Regions from separate parts of the Homo sapiens genome. Here region 2 is linked to region 1. The links are chromatin loops, found by intact Hi-C in ENCODE. Cell type or tissue: sigmoid colon. All regions are shown on one strand. Each heading gives the region's core, and the rest is flanking DNA. Links, peaks and the distances in the headings are about the cores only.

Region 1 (11,031 bases), core at 1,418-9,417:
TTTGGAATGTGGAAGGAACCACACCGGGAGTGGCGCTGGGTGTGTCCGTGTGAATGTGAGAGGATGTGTGCGTTCCATGCGGTGCTGCAGAGGGTGGAAAGGCAGCATGGTATAGCAGCCAGTGGCCGGGACCCATCCGTGAACCCAGTCTTGGCTCAGCACTCCACGGTGGGGTTTTCTGCCCCTGCCACAACTCGGAGGACAGAGGGAGTTGGATGAAGTGCCAGGACTGTGATGAGGAGGGCTGGCTGGGAGGCAGGACTCTGACCTGTGTTCGCGGAAACATCCATCTGCTCCACAGTCAGACAGAGCCTGTGGCAGAGGCCATGGAGGATTTTCTGGTGGCCACAGACTGTCCTGTGGAATTCCAGCTCGTCGTTGGTCAATGGGATGAAGTTTGGCTTTAGAGGTGGATGAGACAAGTTGGGCTCTACCCAGAGCAAACTAAAGCTGCTCCTGGTCAACAAACACCAGCTCAGCTGGCCCAACCGATGCCTCGGCCCTGGACACACAGCTGGGGGGAGGCCGGGTGAGGAGACTCTGTCCGTGGGATTCCACCTGCCCCGTGGGAGTGAGAGCACAGGCATCGCTCACGGCGCTGCAGGCCATGTCCACCACAGTGCAGCGCAGCCCTCTAGGCCGCGCCCACATTGCCCAGGCTCCGCTCGGCCTCATCCTCGATTTCAGGCCTCTGTGACTTACCCTTGGGGCCCAGCATAGCACAGACACTATGTCTGTTTAAATAGGAGAGCATAGAAAAGCCGAGTCCCTGCAAGGGACAACCGGCTTGAGATGACAGTCAGGGTCTCAGGCGAGACGGCCTCCAGCCGCCTTCAGAGCAGGTGCCTATCAGCGGGGCCACGTGGTGGTTTCACAGTGCCTTGGTCCCCAGTGCCGAACCTGCCCCCTTGCCCGAAAGCCGGGCTAAGCCAAGCAGCTGTGGTTGACGGTTTTGCCTCAGGAATTGTGTGTGTAATTTAGCGACAAAACAAAGCAGGCACAAGGAAGACTCAAACAGGGAGGTCCCTGAAGATGGGAGACAAATGACCAATGGACAGAATTTCATGTCCTATTGGTGGCCTAACAGCTTGGAGAAGCATTCCAACTGGATTTTCAACACAAGGAATTGGTTAGACGTCCCTGGCGGGGTGTGTCTCTTCCAGCTGGATTTTCAACACAGGGAATTGGTAACACGTCCCTGGCGGGGTGTGTCGCTTCCAGCTGGATTTTCAACACAGGGAATTGGTTAGACGTCCCTGGCGGGGTGTGTCGCTTCCAGCTGGATTTTCAACACAGGGAATTGGTAACACGTCCCTGGCGGGGTGTGTCGCTTCCAGCTGGATTTTCAACACAAGGAATTGGTTAGACGTCCCTGGCGGGGTGTGTCGCTTCCCACTGGATTTTCAACGCAGGGAATTGGTAACACGTCCCTGGCGGGGTGTGTCGCTTCCAGCTGGATTTTCAACACAGGGAATTGGTTAGACGTCCCTGGCGGGGTGTGTCGCTTCCAGCTGGATTTTCAACACAGGGAATTGGTAACACGTCCCTGGCGGGGTGTGTCGCTTCCAGCTGGATTTTCAACACAAGGAATTGGTTAGACGTCCCTGGCGGGGTGTGTCACTTCCCACTGGATTTTCAACGCAGGGAATTGGTTACACGTCCCTGGCGGGGTGTGTCGCTTCCAGCTGGATTTTCAACACAGGGAATTGGTTAGACGTCCCTGGCGGGGTGTGTCGCTTCCCACTGGATTTTCAACACAGGGAATTGGTTAGACGTCCCTGGCGGGGTGTGTCGCTTCCCACTGGATTTTCAACGCAGGGAATTGGTTACACGTCCCTGGCGGGGTGTGTCGCTTCCAGCTGGATTTTCAACGCAGGGAATTGGTTACACGTCCCTGGCGGGGTGTGTCGCTTCCAGCTGGATTTTCAACACAGGGAATTGGTTAGACGTCCCTGGCGGGGTGTGTCGCTTCCAGCTGGATTTTCAACGCAGGGAATTGGTTAGACGTCCCTGGCGGGGTGTGTCGCTTCCAGCTGGATTTTCAACACAGGGAATTGGTTAGACGTCCCTGGCGGGGTGTGTCGCTTCCCACTGGATTTTCAACGCAGGGAATTGGTTAGACGTCCCTGGCGGGGTGTGTAGCAGGATAAGAGGAGCCACGCAGAAATATCGGGCTGCAGTCTCTAATTGGGTTGCTGATAATAATATTTGTATTCTTTTTTTTTTTTTTTTTGGCTGTTGTTGTTGTTTTTTGTTTTTGTTTTTGAGACAGAGCCTCGCTCTGTCGTCCAGGCTGGAGTGCAGCAGTGCAGTCTCAGCTCGCTGCCGTCTCCGCCTCCCAGGTTCAAGCCATTCTCGTGCCTCAGCCTCCCCAAAAGCTGGGATTACGGGCACCCGCCACCACGCCTGGCTAATTTGTGTATTTTTAGTGGAGACAGGGTTTCACCATGTTGGCCAGGCAAGTCTCAAACTCCTGACGTCATGTGATCCACCCGCCTCAGCCTCCCAAAGTGCTGGCATTACAGGCGTGAGCCACCGCGCCAGGTCTGTTGGCTTGTTTTTGAGACAGGGTCTCACTCTGTCGTCCAGACTGCAGTGCAGTGGTGTAATCACAGCTCACTGCAACCTGTAACTCCCGGGTTCAAGAGAGTCTCCTGCCTCAGTCTTCCAAATAACTGGAACTACAGGTGTGCACCACCATGCCCAGCTAATTTTTGATTTTTTGTAGAGATGGGGTCTCACTATGTTGCCCAGGCTGGTCTCCAACTCCTGGGCTCAAGTGATCCTCCTACCTCAGCCCCCTAAAGTGTTGAGGTTACAGGTGTGAGCCACTGCACTTGGCCATAATATTGGTATTCTTATTTTAAACTAGAATATATACAGTTTCAAATAAAGCAAATGAAGACAAAACATGTTAATACCATCAGGGGCCAAGATTTTCGGGGTTAGAGAAAAAAGCATACAAGTATAAAGTCAAAGAAGTTGAAGAAACTCTCCAGTTTGAATAGGAGGCACCTGTGTAAGCTCTTGAACTCATGCCATATGTTTGTTTCATAAAAATACATTTTTTCCGCTGTGTCATCTGGAATTGCCCAGAAGCAAAGACGACTCAGGAGCCACAGTCCCCGGCACCCAGGCTGGCTCTGAGCCCCTCTCCCCACTCACCTGAACCAGGACTCTGGGAAGTGACTGAGCGCGGGCTGGGCAGCGGCACAGGGAGCTGCTGGAAGCCCAGGAGGCATCAGCAAGTGCAGTGTCACCCGCCACGCCGGCGTCCCCCTGTCGAGAGGGCAGCCCCCAGCTTGAAGGGCTCCCAGCGCCAGCCGGGGCACGACAGGCATCGAACAGACTAATGGTATAGTGATGGTAGAAAACATCAAATGTTTGAAACTCTGTGAATTTATCAAACCGCTTTCAAAACCTCCTGTCCCTCTCGGATGCTGTTAGGGCGCCAAGCCGTGATGCTGCGAACTGGCAAATAGGGGGAGGTAGAAAGCACGTGTCCCGGCTTTCCTGCGGGAACTTTCTCACCCAGCCGAGCAGCTCACGGGAGAAAGCTCTTTCCAGAGGATCTCCAGCGAGTAAACGCAGAAGGAGTGATGGGATCCGAAGATCACCGTTTTGCAAACCTTCAGGAAACGCCAGAGGTGAGCCACTGCCACGAGAGGGTCTGAGCCGTCAGGGCGGGAGTAGGGTAACACAGGGAAACCGAGTCCCTACAAGGAGAGAGCCGGCTTGAGACCACAGTTAGGGCCTGAGCCGAGGCAGCCTCCTGCTGTATTGAGCTCTAAGGCGGTCCAAAAACTCCCTCTGCGGGGCCACCCTCTGCAGCAGCACAGGCTGGAGGGGGTGCCAGCATCCTGCCCTCCAGGGATCCCAGGACCAGGGGCAGGAGTACCCAGTCCTCCTCTGGGGACCTGTGTGACCAGGCTGACCATCCCCAGAAGAGAGGCACCAGGACGCCCTGTGCCCCCACAAGATGCCAAGGGCAGAGGCCAGCACTGCCTGGCAACCCCAAGGCTGGAGGAAATGCAGGGAGGAGCTCATCAAATCCGGCCAGGCAGCAGCAGCAGCAGCCCGAGAGTGGGCATCCCATGGGACGAACGGCCCGGGATCCACACGCAGATGCCCAGAAAGCGAGAGGACAGAGGGCGCGGGGCGGGAAGACGCGCCTCGGCCGGGGCAGCAAGGAAAAGACGTTACAACAGCCGTTTTCAGTCAGGGAAATGTGAACAGGCTGAATATTTAGGGATCCATTGTGATGATTATATTGTGACTGTGTTTTCTAAAAAGGAGAGATTTTATCTGCTGGGGGCACATACCACAGTATTTATGGACACAGTGATAGGACGTCTTCATTTCATTTCAAATACCCCATGGGAGGATTTATGAGGCTAGAGGGAGGCTGGCTATCACTGAAGCTTGGTGATGCATTAATGGATTCATCTTCCTAATAAAAAGTTATAAAATTATGTAAGAGTGGATAAAAGAAGGACATTAAACAAAGGAAGTAAAAGGAAATCTCCTTACTGGCGGAGTCCCTGGGTGGTCTGTCTGATTCCAGCTGATACATCATCGTTACTGAAGGTCATAGGTCAGGCTGCTGGGAGTCTCAGGCTCCAAGGGCTGAGGGCGGGGGCTCCAAGGCGGTCTGCAGACCCCCTCTGTGGGGTGACCCTCTGCAGCAGCACAGGCTAGAGGGGTCCTAGCATCCTGTCCGCCAGGATCCCAGTACCTGGAGTGGGAGGGCCCAGCCCTCCTCTGGGTTCTCCTGGGGGCCGAGGAGTTGGGCCCAGGGCATTGTCGGGACACCAGGCCCTCCCATCGTCGGCTTCCTATGAACGCTTAGGCCAGGCCAGGGCAGAACAGTGGGTGAGGGCCTGTGTCTGGGGCCTGTGTCTGGGGCCAGGCTGCCTGACTCCCAACCTCTTCTCTCCCCTTCCTGCTGTACAACCCTGGGCAAGTTAGTGACTTTGCTGGATCTCAAAGTCCTCATCTGTAAGACGAGCATCATGCTGTGGGTGTGAGGAACCAATGGGAGCACGGCCGGCTGGCGGCACCTGCCCGGTGCATGGATCCAGGGTGGCTGGAACCCAATTCCACATTAACCTGGGGTCTGGCAGCCAGAACCACCAGTCTCTGGGAGACGACTGCCCGGGTCCCCAGCAGGCCAGAGTCAGGCCCTGTCTGGGTCCCCACAGCCCCCATGCCCGCGCTGTAAACCAGCCTCAGGGGCTGGGGAGGAGGAGTATTCCCAGCCATTTCCCAGGCAGAAGCCTTGGTGCTTCTGCTCTAATTAGGGCTGGGGGAGGGGACCTGGGGTCATCATCTCCAAGGTCAGTGGTCACCACATTCCAGGAATCACCACCAGCATTGGCCTCAAACTCCTCAGCACCAATTGACATAAAATCCATGGGAATTCAGCTGAAGCTTCACGCCTACAATCCCAGCACTGTGGGAGGCCAAGGTGGGAGGATCGCTTGAGCCCCTGAGTTTGAGACCAGCCCAAGCAACACAGTGATACCCCATCTCTACAAAAAGTACAAAAAACAATTAGCTGAGGGTGGTGGCACGTGCCTGTAGTCCCAGCTACTCAGGAGGCTGAGGCAAGAGGATTGTTTAAGGCCAGGAGTTCAAGGCTGCAGTGAGATATGATCGTGCCACCACACTGCAGCCTGGATGACAGAGCAAGACTCTGTCTCTAAAAACAAAACAAATGAACAAAAAATCCATGGAAATTCCCTCAGAGCCAGAAAATTGCTTCCAGCCTTTGGGAACGGAGTGTGGTTTGAGCTGCACCGACTGGGCACGGTGGGCCCCACTCTGGGAAGAGAGGTTTCTTTCTGCAGCTTGATCACCCCAGTGGACTAATGAGGCGAGCTGTTCCCAGGAAGTGTGCTTTACGTAACTGCTGGTAATGAGACTGGTGGGGCCGTGCGTGTGTGTGCGTGTGCGTGCTCGTGACTCTGGAAGCCTTCAAGCTGCCAGCATTCATCCGTCTTCTCTAATGAGCCTCATGGGAACATTATCGCCCTGGAGGAAGGAGAAAGCGGGGCTGGGCTCTCTCGCCGGCAGCTCTGCTCCAGAACTGGAAGAACTTACTGCTGTCAGGGACACTCCAGAGCTCCTGCCTCTGCTCATTCCTACATCACTCAAGTGAACAGCTCCTGAATTTAAAGAGGCACATGTACACATGCACAAGCATTCACACATGCACAAGCATTCACACATGCACATGGGCCACACACATATATGCGCACATGCATTCACGTGTGTACACACCACATGCATGTCCATAGGCACACATCCTCACATGCTATATATTGCACATGTACATGCATTCACACAGGCACACACCACATGTATGTGCACAGAGAGCTGCATCACACAGCACATGTGTATATAGACTCATGTACCACACACATTACATGCATGTGCACACAAACGTATCACACAACACACATGCATATAAATTTGCACCACACACCACACCACACATATGCATACAGACATGCGCCCCATGCCACACATGTACGTGCACACAAACATGTATCACACAGCACATGTGCATATAGTCAGCACCACACACATCACACACATGTGTATACATATCACACATAGACTTACACATGTGCAATGCATTCCCACACACACCATGTACATTCATATACCCACATGCATCACACACACTGCCACATATACACGTGTGTTGCATATGTGTGCACATGTACCACATATACCGCATACGTGTGCATGGGTGCATGCCACACACACACACACACACACCATGTACCTGTGTGTAGGTGCATGCACTCACATATACCATAGCTATGTACACACACAATTCGTATGTACACATATCTGCACATAGACCTGCATTTACATATATACCTGCCATAGAAGCCAGATGTGAGAATGAAAACCTCAGAACCCAGAAGCCGTTGTGAGAGGAGTGTGGTGATCAGGAGATGGACTGGGGCTGGGAGAAAGCCCCTCCCACGGGCTGCAGTGCTCGGGACTTACAGAAGACCCCAGGGTAAGGGACAAGCTGAGCAGCTGATGCTGGAGGCAAAGCTGAGGTGGGCAGCACGGCCCCCCAGGGCCGCCTCGGTCCCAGCGCCGACCGCGAGTCTGTCCTCCAGCTGCCTCGTTCACTGGGCTTGAGTCGACAAGAACCTGCCAGGGAGGGTGGCAGGACCACGAGGCTGGGGGGCCTCAGAGTTTGCCCTGCAATGACAAGACCCAGAATGGGGGAAGGGCCTCCGCACACCTGGGGCTCCGCGGGGACCAGGACGTGGTGGCGGCCGGATCCCAGGATGGGGGGGAAGGGCCTCCGCCTACCTGGGGCTCAGCGGGGACCAGGACATGGTGGCGGCCGGATGGACCCCAAAAACAGAGCAAGACTGACGGAGAGCGTGGATCAGGGAGGTTCTGCACCAGCTCTTCGCACAATGAGGAAAGATCTTGCTGCTACAAAATAGAAGGAACTCAGCAAACAACCTCTCTGAGTGGTGGGTAAAGATGCCCGCGCCCTGGCACATGTGGTACTAGAACCTCATGCTGTACAGGCGTTCCGCTCCGCTGAGGGCCTCCTGGACACCTTGAGTTTGAGGCCAGCAGAGGCCTGGCCTTGCTGCCTACCCACCTGCCTGGCCACTTGTCCACCGACAGCGTGGCCTGGGCCCTGGCAGTGGAACAGGGAGGCATCCCTAGTTTCCCCTCTGGCTCCGGGGTCTGAGTGGGGAGCCCCTGGTGTGGGGATGTGTTCATCCTCAGCTCTGCACCAGCCCCCACAGGCCCCAGGGTTAACCTGGGCCCACAGTTTCTAGGAAAGAGGGGCACGGGCTGAGGATGCAGGGCCCACCCTTCCTGTGGGGGCCAGAGGGCTCCTCTGCCTCTCCCAGGACCACTTCCTTCCTCCCACATGGATGACCCGGGGGTCCAACCCTGGAAAATCTGAGCAGCTTGGCTGTGGTTCAACCTCCTCTTTCCACTAGCCTGCACCTGGGACCCACTTCCTGCCGGCTGCCACTGCTGGCAGGTCCAGGGCAGCCCTGGCCATTGGTCAGCCCTGCAGCCAGCAGCCCACACAGAAACCACGCTGCCTCCAGCTTGGACCTCAGCATGCAGGGAGCTGTGGGGGCCTAGGCATCTGGGGAGGATCTGCCAGACTTGAGAAGCCATGAGGGCCAGGCACAGTGGCTCAAGCCTGTAATCCCAGCACTTTGGGAGGCCAAGGCAAGTGGATCACCTGAGGTCAGGAGTTCAAGACCAGCCTGGCCAACATGGTGAAACCCCATCTCTATTAAAAATACAAAAATCAGCCGGGCATGGTGGCAGGTGCCTGGAATCCCAGCTACTCGGGAGGTTGAGGAAGGAGAATCACTTGAACCTGGGAGGCGGAGGTTGCGGTGAGCCAAGATCGTGCCATTGCACTCCAGCCTGGGCAAAAAGAGCAAAACTCCATCTCAAAAAAAAAGAAAGAAAAGAAAAAAGAAAAAGAAAGAGAAGCCAGAAATCCACACCATACAAGGGATCTCAAGGGAACAGAAGTCCAGCTCCTCGGCCTGGCCCCCAGAGACTGGACAGTTGCCTGGACCCGGTGCCCAGGCCACGCTGTCCTGCTCCCTGTCCCTCCCAAAGACCCAGGCACCGAGTCCCGAGGGCTCCTGCGGCGGCTCTGTGCTCACCCCGCCAGCCCCTCCTCGGCCTCCTCCGGCTCTGGCTTCAAGGCTTTATCCCTGGTGCTCACAATCAGCCCCCCGCCCAGCAGTTACCTCCATCCAGGCACACACGGCCCTCGTTCCCCTCTCTGCCCGTGGGGCGCCTCCACAGATGGCTGGAGGACCCATGCAGACCCTCGGCTTGGTAGCCTGCTGCCCATTCCTGTGCCCACAGCCGGGGCTCCTGTGCCCACAGCCGGGGCTCCTGTGCCCACAGCCGGGGCGGCCTGACCTCGCAGCACAGGGTGTCAGCCGGGAGGATGCGGGGGAGGCGGCTGCCCAGCCTCCTGTGATCCCGGCAGGTCCTGGCCCTGCACTGGGCCCGGTTTCACCACCTGTCAGCCTCAGGGTAGGATTTTATGCAGAGTCACGCAGTTTACACACAAACACACACACGCTGGTATACACACGTATGTGCACACACATGCACAGGCAAGCATATACATATACATGCCGTTATAGATTGAACTGTGTCTCTCCCAAATTCACATGTTGGAGTCCTAACCCCCAGGATCTGTGAATAAACTTATCTGGAGATAGCATCTGCAGTTAATCAAGTACAAATGAGGTAATTAGGGTGTGTTTGTGTGTCTTTTAAAGGGGGAGGTCTGGACACCGTGTGGAGACAGCTGTGGGATGCATCTGCACACTGAGGAGCCATGATGGCTGTGGGACGCCCAGAAGCTGGGGGAGGCCTGGAGCAGCCTCTCCCTTACAGCCTCAGGGGGAATCAGCCTGCTGTGAGATAATAAATGTCTGTTGTTTAAGCCCCCAGTGTGTGGTGGCTTATTGTGACAGACCTAGCAAACTGTGCACACAGACACAGGCACACAGGCAAAGGCACAGGCACACAGACACATACACACAGACACAGGCACACAGACACAGGTACACAGGCACAGGCACATAGGCACATACACAGAGGCCCAGACACACAGACACAGGCACACAGACACACAGGCACACAGGCATAGGCACACAGGCACACAGGCACATACACAGAGGCCCAGACACACAGACACAGGCACACAGACACACAGGCACACAGGCATAGGCACACAGGCACACAGGCACATACACACAGGTACATATACACAGGCACAGGCACACAGGCCCAAACACACAGACACAGGCACACAGGCACATACACACAGACACAGGCACACAGACACACAGGCACACAGACATAGGCACACAGGCACACAGACATAGGCACACAGACACAGGCACACAGGCAAAGGCACAGGCACATAGGCACCTACACAGAGGTACAGGCGCACAGACACAGGCACACAGGCACGTACACAGGTACAGGCACACAGGTGCACACAACTCACCCGTAGTCAGTAGCATCAACTTTAAAGTCCAGCATAGCAGGGCTCAGGACCTGGCTGGACCATATTCCATCTGTTCGACCTTGAAAAGGTAATTTAATGATTCTGAGCTTCAGTTTTCTCACCTGAAAACTAGGAATCATAATAGTCTCTTCTTCATAGGGTTGTTGCAAGAAGCCGGGACATTTTGCCCTGGGTTTGGCATGAGGGGCTGCAGTGTCTCCTGTACATGCTTTAAATATTTTTTAAAGTCTCAACTATTTGTACACTAAACAACACACGTCTAAATAATGTGTGGGTCAAGAAGAAATCGCATGCCAGGCAAGGTGGCTCTCGCCCATCGCCCCAGCTACTCGGGAGGCTGAGGTGGGAGGATTGCTTAAACCCAGGAGTCCATCAGCCTGGGCAATGTAGCAAGACTTAGCCACAAAAAAAAACTTTTAAAGAAGAAATCTTGAAGAAAATATTTTGAATTGAATCATCATGAAAATGCAGAATGTAAGAATTTGTGGAAATGCAGGCAAAGGGTGCTTAGAGGGAAATTTATAGCTTTAAATACTTAAGATTAGAAACAAAGAAAGGCTTAACATCAATAATATAAGTTTCCAATATAAGTAGCATAAAAGAGATAAGCAAATTAAACCCAAAAAGTAGAAAATAAATAATGAAAGTAGTAGCAGAAATTATTGAAATACAAAACAGATAAAAAGATCAACAAACCCAAAATTGATTTTTTTAGTTGTTAAAATTGTTATCTGTCAAGCAAGATCGATTTAAAAAAGAGAGAGAAGACACAAATTGCCAATATGTAGACTGAAAGAAAGAATATCAATGTGGATCCTTGAGACAGCACAGGATAATAATAAAACTTTATGAGCAACTTTGTCAGTAAATTTAACAACGTTGGGTGACACAAATTTCTGAAAAACACAACTTACCAAAATCAGCATGAAATGAAATAGAAAATCTGGATA
Region 2 (9,507 bases), core at 1-8,000, 54 kb before region 1:
ATCTTTGGGACAGACGGCAAGATGGGGATTCCACCCAGGTCTGTCTGCAGCGAGTTGATATGAGAGTTTAAGGAATTTGGACCAGGGCTGCTTTGTTTCAGGGTTTTGGGCAATGACCTAAACACCTTTATCAGTGCCTGGGAATGCTCAAGGCCCAGCTTGAGTTCAGGCCTGCAGGGAAAACCTGCAACTGGCCGGGCTGCAGAGTGGTCAGGGCACGGAAAGCCAGAAGCTGGGGACACACCTGCTGTATGATCCAGCCGTTCGTCTTTACCTGGGAGAAATGGCACCACCTGGCTGAACATAACTTCTTACACTCCCATGAGTCCTCCTGGACAGGTGCTGTGACCTCGTGCAGCCTTGGGGACCCTGACACTCCCACGGACAGGCCAAGGGGTTTGCCTGGGCCCTGTGGGCACAGAGCCCCTTGAGATGGGTTTCCCTATGCAGCCCCCCACCCCCCACCGGGGACCCATGGCACTGCAGCCCTCACCCCCCCTCTAGGGACCCACAACACTGCAGCCCTCGCCCCCCTCCGGGGTCCCACAGCACTGCAGCCCTCGCCCCCCATCGGGGACCCACAGCACTGCAGCCACGCCCAGGCCACCGCCTCCAAACACAGGGCCGCTGCTGTTTCTGTGAACAGATACTTCTTGCAGATGTCAATGGTTAATGGATGGGGAGGTGACCGCCCAAGCAGAAGCCGACCCTCTTCATGAAGGGGCCACAGGTCACCCCGAAGCAGAAATCCATAGAACAGCCAAGGCCACAGCGGAACCGAGCAGGCCACGCCTCTGCCTCTGGGCCGCTCAGGGCCAGGCCTCCCTGACCCCACTGGCTCTATTGTGAGGACTCAGGGTGGAGCTCTGCTGGGCTCAGTGGCCTTCACAGCCGGGGTCCACAGACCCGGGTCCTACGGGCAGTACTGTGCTCACCTAGAGGCCACGGTCCATGCCCTGTCTCCAGCAGGCCCAAGTCACTTGTCCATGGCGAAGGCCCGGCCTTGCTTCAGGCCCCGGGCGCGCTCCCCCTGCTCCCCCTGCCCACCGTTTCTTCCCAGGTGACAGAGGCGGGAGAGCAGGCGAGCCACGTGCCGGGCGCCGCAGCAGGGGGCACTCCAGGCTGGCGCCCCTCTGCCTCTCCGTGGGCTCTGACCTTTCTTCTCCCTGCCTGGGCAGCCTCCTTCAGGTTGGGGAGTCTTTTGTTGACCCCTGGATTAAAGTCCTAATCAGGAATGACCCGGAAGAGGTCTTATGAGGCTTTCCTCAAGAGAAGAAAATCTGTCCCTGAGTATCAGGAAGTGGCCCCTTTCCCTGCACCGCAGTCTTCTGTGACCAGCGGCTCACACAGCGAAGGAGGGGCTGGCGGCCCCCACAGGCCACTGCCCCGAGGCCGCCACGAGAGGGCAGGAGAGCCCTTCCTGGGAGCTCTGTGCCACGGGGAAACGCAGCCCCGCCAAGCACAGCATGGATGTTTCCAGCAGGGAATGAAGAGAGAGGCCCCAGCACATGAGAGAAGAGCACACTGGGCGGCCCCTGTCGGAGCCTCTCCTGTCCCCAGCGACCCCTGAGAGCAGGCCCTGGGCCTCTGCGGCCCCTCCCGGAGCCACTCTTCAACTGCTGACCTGCTCCCAGCTCTTCTGTGCCCCGCCCAGCTCCCTGCAAAACCTCACCTGAGGGGAAGGAGGCCCTGTTTGGGCTCAGACGCAGCAGGTGCAGCTTGTGGTCCTGGGGCCACACCTGTTAGAGCCCATCCTTCTACCCCTGCTGGGCCCTGAGTGTCGTCCGTCCCCACAGAACTCAGCAGGGTCAGGTCTGGGCACTCCAGGCCGCCAGCCCCCTGAGTGAGCCCTGGGCCGGAGGTAGTTGTGGGTCACAGGCACCCCAGCCAGAACACCCACAGTGGGTAGATGTGTGGGGACCGGATGTGGGTCCTCTCCTGAGAGACGTGCAGATGGGGAGAGGCTGGGCAGTTCTCAGCACAGCTGGAGCATCTACCTGTCACCACCTCGGAGCCTCCTGGCCCCGTGGGGGCGGCCCTGGGAGCAGGGTCGGCAGTGAAGAGCAGAGAAAGGCAGTTGGGGATGTTGCCACTGTCCCCCGAGACCACCCTGCCATGGAGACGAGGGAGCTGTCCCTTCGCGGAAGGGGGCTGGCCAGCAAGAAGGACAGAGAGTGGACTGGCCGAGGACCGCTGAGCTCAGGACCCAAGGAGGACTCTTCTAGGAGACGAGAGAGCGAACGCCAGGGACCCTGTGCAGGCCTGCTCCTCCGTTTGCAAGGTGAGTTACCAGGTTCACGTGTTTGGAGTTTCTGGACTCATTGCGGAGTTCCACCCCTGCACGTTGCGGTTCCCCAGTAATCAAATCCTGGCTTTTGTGCCTGGAAGTGCACAGGGAGGGGACAACTTTGTGAGTCAGTGGCAGGGCAGGGAGTTCTGGTTCTCCAGAGCCAGAGGCCGTGCTCAGAAGGATTTCTTAGCAGGAGCCTTGGGGCCCCCAGTCAACACTTCCCTACGGACAGCCTGGCCAGCTCTGTGCACGGAGCAGGCGCCCGAGGGTCCCAGGTCACCAAGTGACCAAGTCGTGAAGGCGCCCAGGGTTTCCTGGGGGTGCGCTGATCCCAAGGAAGCCACGTGTGGTCAGCATGGGGGAGGGGACCAGCGCCCCGGGGGGCCTGCAGCACAGCAGGGCCTGCCCTCCTGGGTGAGACTGGCCGGTGCCTGTGGGGATCTGGGGGGCTACAGTCAGGGCTCTGTGCTCCCGAGGGCCACGCCAGCCCACCTGCCCTGGAACAGAACCCGAGGCTTCTGCCTAGGGGAGTACCTGGGCACCTGCCTCCTGTGCTGCCCTGGACACATCCCAGCGGCTGCACATAGGGGAGGCACAGCCTGGGCTCAGGGCCAGGGTCCACTCTGTGGGGATACTAGACCCGGGGGTGACAATGCCAGCTCAGAACTTCCCCCCACACCTGGGCTCCTCCAGCCTGGCCTTTCCTGGGGAAGGGAGGGCCTGTCCTTCCTCAGCACTGTGGGAGGGAGGCAAGGCCTGCGGTTGAAGCGTCCCCAACACGGGGCTCCAGGAGAGAAAGCACCACATCTCAGGGAATGAAAACAGAGACGGGGCCGCCCAGTGCACTCGGTGGCTCGGAAATCATTAAAGAATGTTCTGAGCCCCCGATTTTGGCTGTAAAAGGGACTGGCCGGCTTGTGACCGCTCCCCTGTCTGTGCCTTGAGACGGGAGTGTTCAGCGTTGGGGGCAGCTTTCCCTCCAAGAGGAGCTTCACAAACATCCGCTCTCTGCGGGGCCGCCTCTCCGTGGCCTGGGGCCGCTGTCGGAGGAAGGCTCTCCAGCTGCCGTCATCTGGGAAACGTGGGGGGCGAGCAGGGGTCATGGATGGGGCTCACTGGGGACTGTGAGAATCTGTCCCGCAGGACTTTCTGGGATGGAAACGCTGGCAGAGGTGAAGCCTGCGTCATGTGCTTCACTGAACCCGGCTGCTTATTTATGTTCGGAGGGCTGGTTTCAAGGACTCCTCGTCTCCCTCTCCAGTGATAGCGTCAGCGGAAATGCAGACGGGGACGGGGCTGCTGGGTTTCCTCCCTGGAATGAAGCACAGCCGGAGGTTTTGCTGATTCACCAGCAGGCCCTGACCGCTGAGTTCAGGGTAACAAATCCACATGGATCCTGAGCCCGCATAGCTCCCTGGGCCTCAGCATAAACATCGTAAACCTCCGGGCCCTGGCAGTGTCTGTTTCATCCCCTCCAGAGCAAGTGCAAGTGTGAGATTTAGAGATTCTAAGAGGGGAAGGGCCAGAGGTCTTGAAAACGACCTTCATTCGTTCATTCATTCGAGAAGTTTGCGAGGGCCTCCGTGTCCTGCGTTTAGTGGGGCCTAGGACGCAGATGTGAAGGGCGCTGCTCTCAGGAGCAGACAGAGGTGGGGATGAATCAGTACACGCCCACCTCGGGCCCACAGGGGAGGATGCGCGGAGCTGTGGGTGTGGGGAGGAGACCCCTCTGCGTCATGCTGACGGTGTCGGCAGAGTCGCCAGCTTCTGCAGGAGCGGTACCTGTGGGTTCTTCTGTGACTTGTTTAACCGCATCTTTTGCCCAGTAGTTAGTCTTTTCCTGTTGGGACACCATGTTGGTAGTTTGGAAATGGTTTCTTCCATCCATTGCCTGCCTTTTAGCTTTGTCGATGGTGTTCTGTTGTAAATTTTGGTGCACGTTTAATGTGAACAATGGTTATGAGACGAGTGCCATGAGTTCCTGTGTGCCTGTCACCCAGCCCGGCCACAAGAGGTGCTGGGGGCAGTGTCCACACCCCCCTTTCTTAGGACGCCTGAGTCTCAGATGTGACTTATAGGGTATTTCTTATGGCAAGACGGTTAAAACAAACTTCAGCGTCTCGTCTGTCCTTCTATGGCTGTGGCTTCTGATGTTCTAATGGCGTTCTCGTCAGCCGGGGCTGAGAACAAAATAACATAGACTGTGGGGCTTAAACAGCAGAAACTTACTTCCCACGGTTCTGGAGGTTGGGAGTCTTGGATCACCGTGTAGCATGGTCAGGTTCCTGGTGAGGGTGGGATTCCTGGCTAACGTAACGAAGGCTCCCTCTCCTGATACCGTGTCACTGGGGGTGAGGCTTCAACACAGGAATTTTGGGGGGACACATCAGCATTCACTCCATCACAGGTGGTTAGCCCTTTAATCCGCGGGAATTTTGTTTGGGGTTGTGTGAGATACGGGTCTAACGTTTTCTTTTTCAAATACGTAGCCAGTTGTCACATCATTTATTGAAAAAGGAATCTTTTCTCCACCGACTGACATGAAATGCTACCATCATCGTAAATAAAATTCCCGTAAATACTTGCTGTCTCTGCTGTCTCAGTCCTGACTCACGGGCTGAGTTCTCTTTCTGCACAGTAGCACTGGCATTAACTGTGACAGCTTTACAGCAGGCTCCCTCCCCGAGGCCGTTCAGAAGCATTCCTCAGCGGGTCCTACACGTTTCCTCTCCCATGTCAAGTTTAGAAGCAGTGTCAAGACCCACAGCAGTCCTGCGGGAGTTTTAAGGGATGCACGGAGTTTATGGGGACAGTTTGGAAAATTGACATTCATGTGACTTAGAGTCCTACTACTTGAAAATGGATTCCAGCTCTCAACGAATTTAGAGCTTTGGCAAAATTTTTAAGATTTCTTTGATGTCCGATGTGCTCATTTCTTGGTTTGTTCTTGAGTATTTTGTGGATTTTTATGAAATCCACAAAGTTTTTGTTATAATGAATGGGACACTTTCCCATAAAATGTTGTAATTCTGTATTGCTGTTTTAGTAAACACTGTTGATTGATGTATATTGATGTTACACTTGGTCACTTGTAATAGTTTGTCCGTTCATTATTTTGAACTTTTTAGGTAAACAGTCATATAATTATGCAAATAATTATAGTTGTGTCTCTGCCTTTCTAATATTTATACTTTGTGTATATTATCATGTTGGCCAGGACTCAAGCGTCTTTCTCTTGTTTCTGACTAATGCGAATGATTCTAATGCAGGGGTTTCCAAACTGGTGGCCGGGGGGCCAAATCCAGCCAATGGTCTCTTCTTGTAAATAAAGTTTTATTGGAACACAGTTACACACATTTTTCTACATATTGTCTGATGGCTACTGTCACGCCACAGCAATGCTGTTAAATAGTCCAGACAGAGGCGGTATTGCCCGAAAAACCTAGAATATTCACCATCTGAGCTTTTACGGGAAAATTTGCTAATATCTGTTCTCATGCATTAAATACAATGTTTGTTACAGGTTAAGGAAGTTTCTGACTATTTTTAGCTTTCTGAATATCTTGTGGTTGTGTGTGCTTTAAAATTAGGACTAAATATTAAATTTACCAGTTGCTTGTTAGGGGCCTATCTTTTGAGATGCCCAAAGTTTCCCTTTTTTAGTCTCTTCATGTAGTGAGTTGTACTAACAGATTCTCTAATGTTGAACCGTCTTTGCTTTCCGGAGATAGACTTTACTTGCTCCTGGTGGATTGGATTCTGTTTGTTAATACTTTTATTTTTGGGTAATTACATCCCTATTATAAATAATATGTCAGCATCATTGTGTGTAGATGTGTGTGTGTTATTCTTGCCATTAGTTTCTCAGGTTTTTGGTTAACTATTGATATGGTTTGGATCTGTGTCCCCACCCAAATCCGATGTTGAATTGTAATCCCCAGTGTTGGAGGTGTGGCCTGGTGGGAGGTGGTTGGATCATGGGAGTGAATTTCTCATGAATGGTTTAGTACCTTCCTCTTGGTACTGTTCTCGCAATAGTGAGTTCTCGCGAGATCTGGTCGTTTAAATGTGTGTGGCACCTCCCTGACCCTCCTGCTTTTGCTCTGGCCATGTAAGACGCACCAGCTCCCCTTTCACCTTCTGCCACGATTGAAGGTTTCCTGAGGCCGCCCCGAAGGTTCCCATACAGCCTGCAGAACCATGAGCCAATTTAACCTCTTTTCCTTATAAATTACCCAGTCTCAGGTATTTCTCTATAGCAATGTGAGAATAGACTCATACAACTATATATTACAGAATGAATTGTGATACTTTTGTCTTTGTCTGTGCCTGGAAATGATAGTAATTCTTAGTAAAAATTCACCTGTATCAAGTTCTTCCTATTGCAACAAACACAATTCTATATATTTTACATGAGTTAAGTCCTTAACCTGGAAGTCATCCCTGTGAACTAGGTATTGCTTTCGTGTCCATCTGACAGATGAAGAGGCTGAGAGTTTAAGTAGTCTGCCTAAGGTCACCAGCCATGGGGGCGAAGATGGAATTTGAACTGAGCCGTTGGCCTTCAGAGGACAGGTTCCTAAACGGTCATTCTGTCTCTCTGTTGCAGAGATCAGTCCTGCATATTCCTGTAAAAAACTGCCTGAGCTTGGTGCTTTTTTAAAGGATATCATTTGACTACTTTTTTTTTTTTCTGTTTCCTGCCCATGTCCCATAGGGCTAATCAGATTTTCTATTTCTACTTGAGTCAATGTTATACTTTATATTTTCATTTTTGTTGTTTTTAAATGTTACACTATTTTTTGAGATAGAGTCTCGCTCTGTTGCCCAGGCTGGAGTGATCTCTGCTTATTGCAACCTCTGCCTCTCAGGCTCAAGCAATTCTCCTGCCTCAGCCTTCTGAGTAGCTGGGATTACAGGTGTGTGCCACCACACCCGGCTAATTTTTGTATTTTTAGTAGAGATGGGGTTTTACCATGTTGGCCAGGCTGGTCTTGAACTCCTGACCTCAAGTGATCCACCTGCCTCGGCCTCCCGAAGTGCAGAGATTACAGGCATGAGCTACTGTGCCCAGCCATACTTTATATTTTCTAAGAAAATCATCTGTTTAACCTGGCTTTTAAAATGTGTCAGTATAAGCCAGAACATGGTGGTTTTATAATTGAAAAAACCTAGTGTCTGCCTGTGTCTTCCCCGAGGTCTTCTGGGTGGAGACTGGGAAGCAGGGGCCAGTCCACAAACACACCTCATGTTACCGTTCCCTGTAGGAACCCTCAGCTCTGTGGCCATCTCAGATTAACATCCACTCCTCCTGCAGAATTTGAAAGGAGAGTTGCTATCACCAAATCCCTTCAGGTCTCAACATTTACCCAGGTTACCTTGATTCCAGAGATGGCTCTTAACTTGATTTCTATAAACCAGTAGAGAATGTGTCTGATGGCACAGAGGAAAACACTGTCAACACGAAGTTCCTGAACAGTTTAAAGAGATGACACAGATGTTTTTTAAAGTAACCCATCTAAATCACTGGAAATGCCCCTTTCTCCCTATTTTGTCAATGGATGGAAATGTGTTGAGAAAGGTGCTTATTGTAAGAGAAACAGAACAGAATTAAAGCTACTAATACCAATTCAAAATTGGGGAATGGCTGGGCGTGGTGGCTTATGCCTGTAAGCCAAGCACTTTGGGAGGCGAAGGCGGGAGGATTGCTTGAGCCCAGGAGTTCGAGACCAGCCTGGGCAGGATGGCAAGACCCCGTCTTTACAAAAAAAATTTTTTTTAATTAGCCAGGGGTGGTGGCAGACAACTGTAGTCCCAGCTACTCAGGAGGCTGAAGTGGGAGGATGGCTTGAGCCGAGGAGGTGAGGGCTGCACTTTTAATTTTTTTTTGTTTGCTTGCTTGTTTGAGATAGTGTCCAGCCTGGATGACAGAGCAAGACCCTATCTCAAAAAAAAAACCCACAAAAAACAAAACTGGAGGAAAATCCAGAAAAGTAGGGGACATCAACAATCAACACACTGTAAAACTGTCATCTCAAACACGGTAATGTGTGCGTGCCCCTCGCTGGGGCTGAGTGTGTGTGACACTGCGCAGGCTTACAGGCCCCTGCACGTTTCGGCGTCTGTCCTCTGCGGATGATAACGTGCTCCTGCCGGAGCCGCTGGGGCGGTGTCTGCACTGGGAGGAAGCCCGTTGGGCTGTCATCATACCCTGCTCTGTGGGAACCTTCCAGACGAGACGGTCACTTCGGGGCAGACATTTCCTAAAGGGGCTTAGAATCAAAATCCAGGAATAAGGACATGGAATGCTGAGTGGTTTCACAACCAAAATAGAGTTTATGTCAATATTGAATATTAAACGACAACAATTAAAGCCAGCCGGGACTGAACAGCTGCCAGTGCGCAGCCTGGGTGGGGGCTCAGGACAAGGGGCTCTTATGGAGCCCCTCGAGACCCCCAGGAGGTGGACACTGCCCCCAGCTCTTGGTGGAGCCCTTGGGCTGCAACAGCAGGAACTGAACCCCAGGGGCTTTGGGGTTAAGAGAAGAATGTCTGGACGTTAGCGGCAAAAGCAGGCGGGTGGGGCAGTGAGCACAAGCGGGGGTGCCCCTGATACTGGCTACCCCTCCACATCTATCTCTGTCCGGGTCTGCCTCTGTCCTCGGCACACGGCACGCGCTGCTCCGGGGGCGGCCGCGCCACAGGTGAGCGGAACACGGTTCGAGGAAGGTGGGCCGGGCACAGGGCGGCCCGTGGTTGCAGGTACCAGAGCTTGCTGGAGCTGGCTGGGCTTTGAGGATCAATCACCTGGTTCTGCAGATGTAGAAGTATGTAAAGTAATCAGCACTTTCACCAGGGCAGGACTCGGATCCAGGCCAGCAGCTGCCCAGCCCAAGGCTCCTTGCACCACCGTGTGAGCCACATACTTTCCGGATAGGAGAAGGTCCAGAAGGTGAAGTCTGCGCCCAGGACCTGCAGAGGTGAGAGGTGAGAGGTGAGGGTCAAGCATTCCATACCCCGGGTTCCCTGGGGCCCCGCCCCTCTGCACAGTGACAGTCGTTTGGGAGAGGTTTCCCACAGCTGGCCTTCCCTTCAGACCACTTGAGACTCCCATCGATGGAATGTTCATCCTCTAACTGCACAATTTTTTGCAAACCACAACTTTCTATCTTAATCTCATGAAACTGGGAATCCCAGACCATGAGAAAGTCAGGAAA

Evidence for each region. A loop is a pair of places that touch in the nucleus more often than their neighbours do. Peaks named below come from ENCODE experiments on the same cell type or tissue, not always from the same donor. Only the 100,000 strongest peaks of a DNase experiment are listed, where the experiment ranks them.
Region 2: it touches region 1 in a loop (11-fold over the local background); 21 of 110 quality-filtered maps call a loop at or near these places.

The regions. Positions count from the first base shown.
Region 1 is chr21:45,344,042-45,355,072 of GRCh38, forward strand. LOC105372839 (a long non-coding RNA gene) reads left to right here and starts at 3,527. Exons shown (of 2, transcript XR_937800.3): 1 at 3,527-3,647; 2 at 9,324-9,497. RefSeq lists enhancers at 2,898-3,814, 9,293-10,167. In sigmoid colon, for the core only: no CTCF peak of the experiment used is centred there; a DNase peak (open chromatin) is centred at 5,980; H3K27ac peaks cover 953 bases.
Region 2 is chr21:45,291,242-45,300,748 of GRCh38, forward strand. It overlaps LINC00205 (long intergenic non-protein coding RNA 205), which reads left to right. Exons shown (of 3, transcript NR_026943.1): 3 at 1-6,113. Among named protein-coding and RNA genes, the nearest start is that of LINC00205, 7.9 kb to the left of the region's middle. RefSeq lists enhancers at 424-932, 933-1,440, 2,965-3,471. In sigmoid colon, for the core only: a CTCF peak has its summit at 1,385 (motif pointing right); DNase peaks (open chromatin) are centred at 1,420, 2,540, 3,510, 4,970 and 5 weaker places; H3K4me3 peaks cover 1,303 bases; H3K27ac peaks cover 3,577 bases.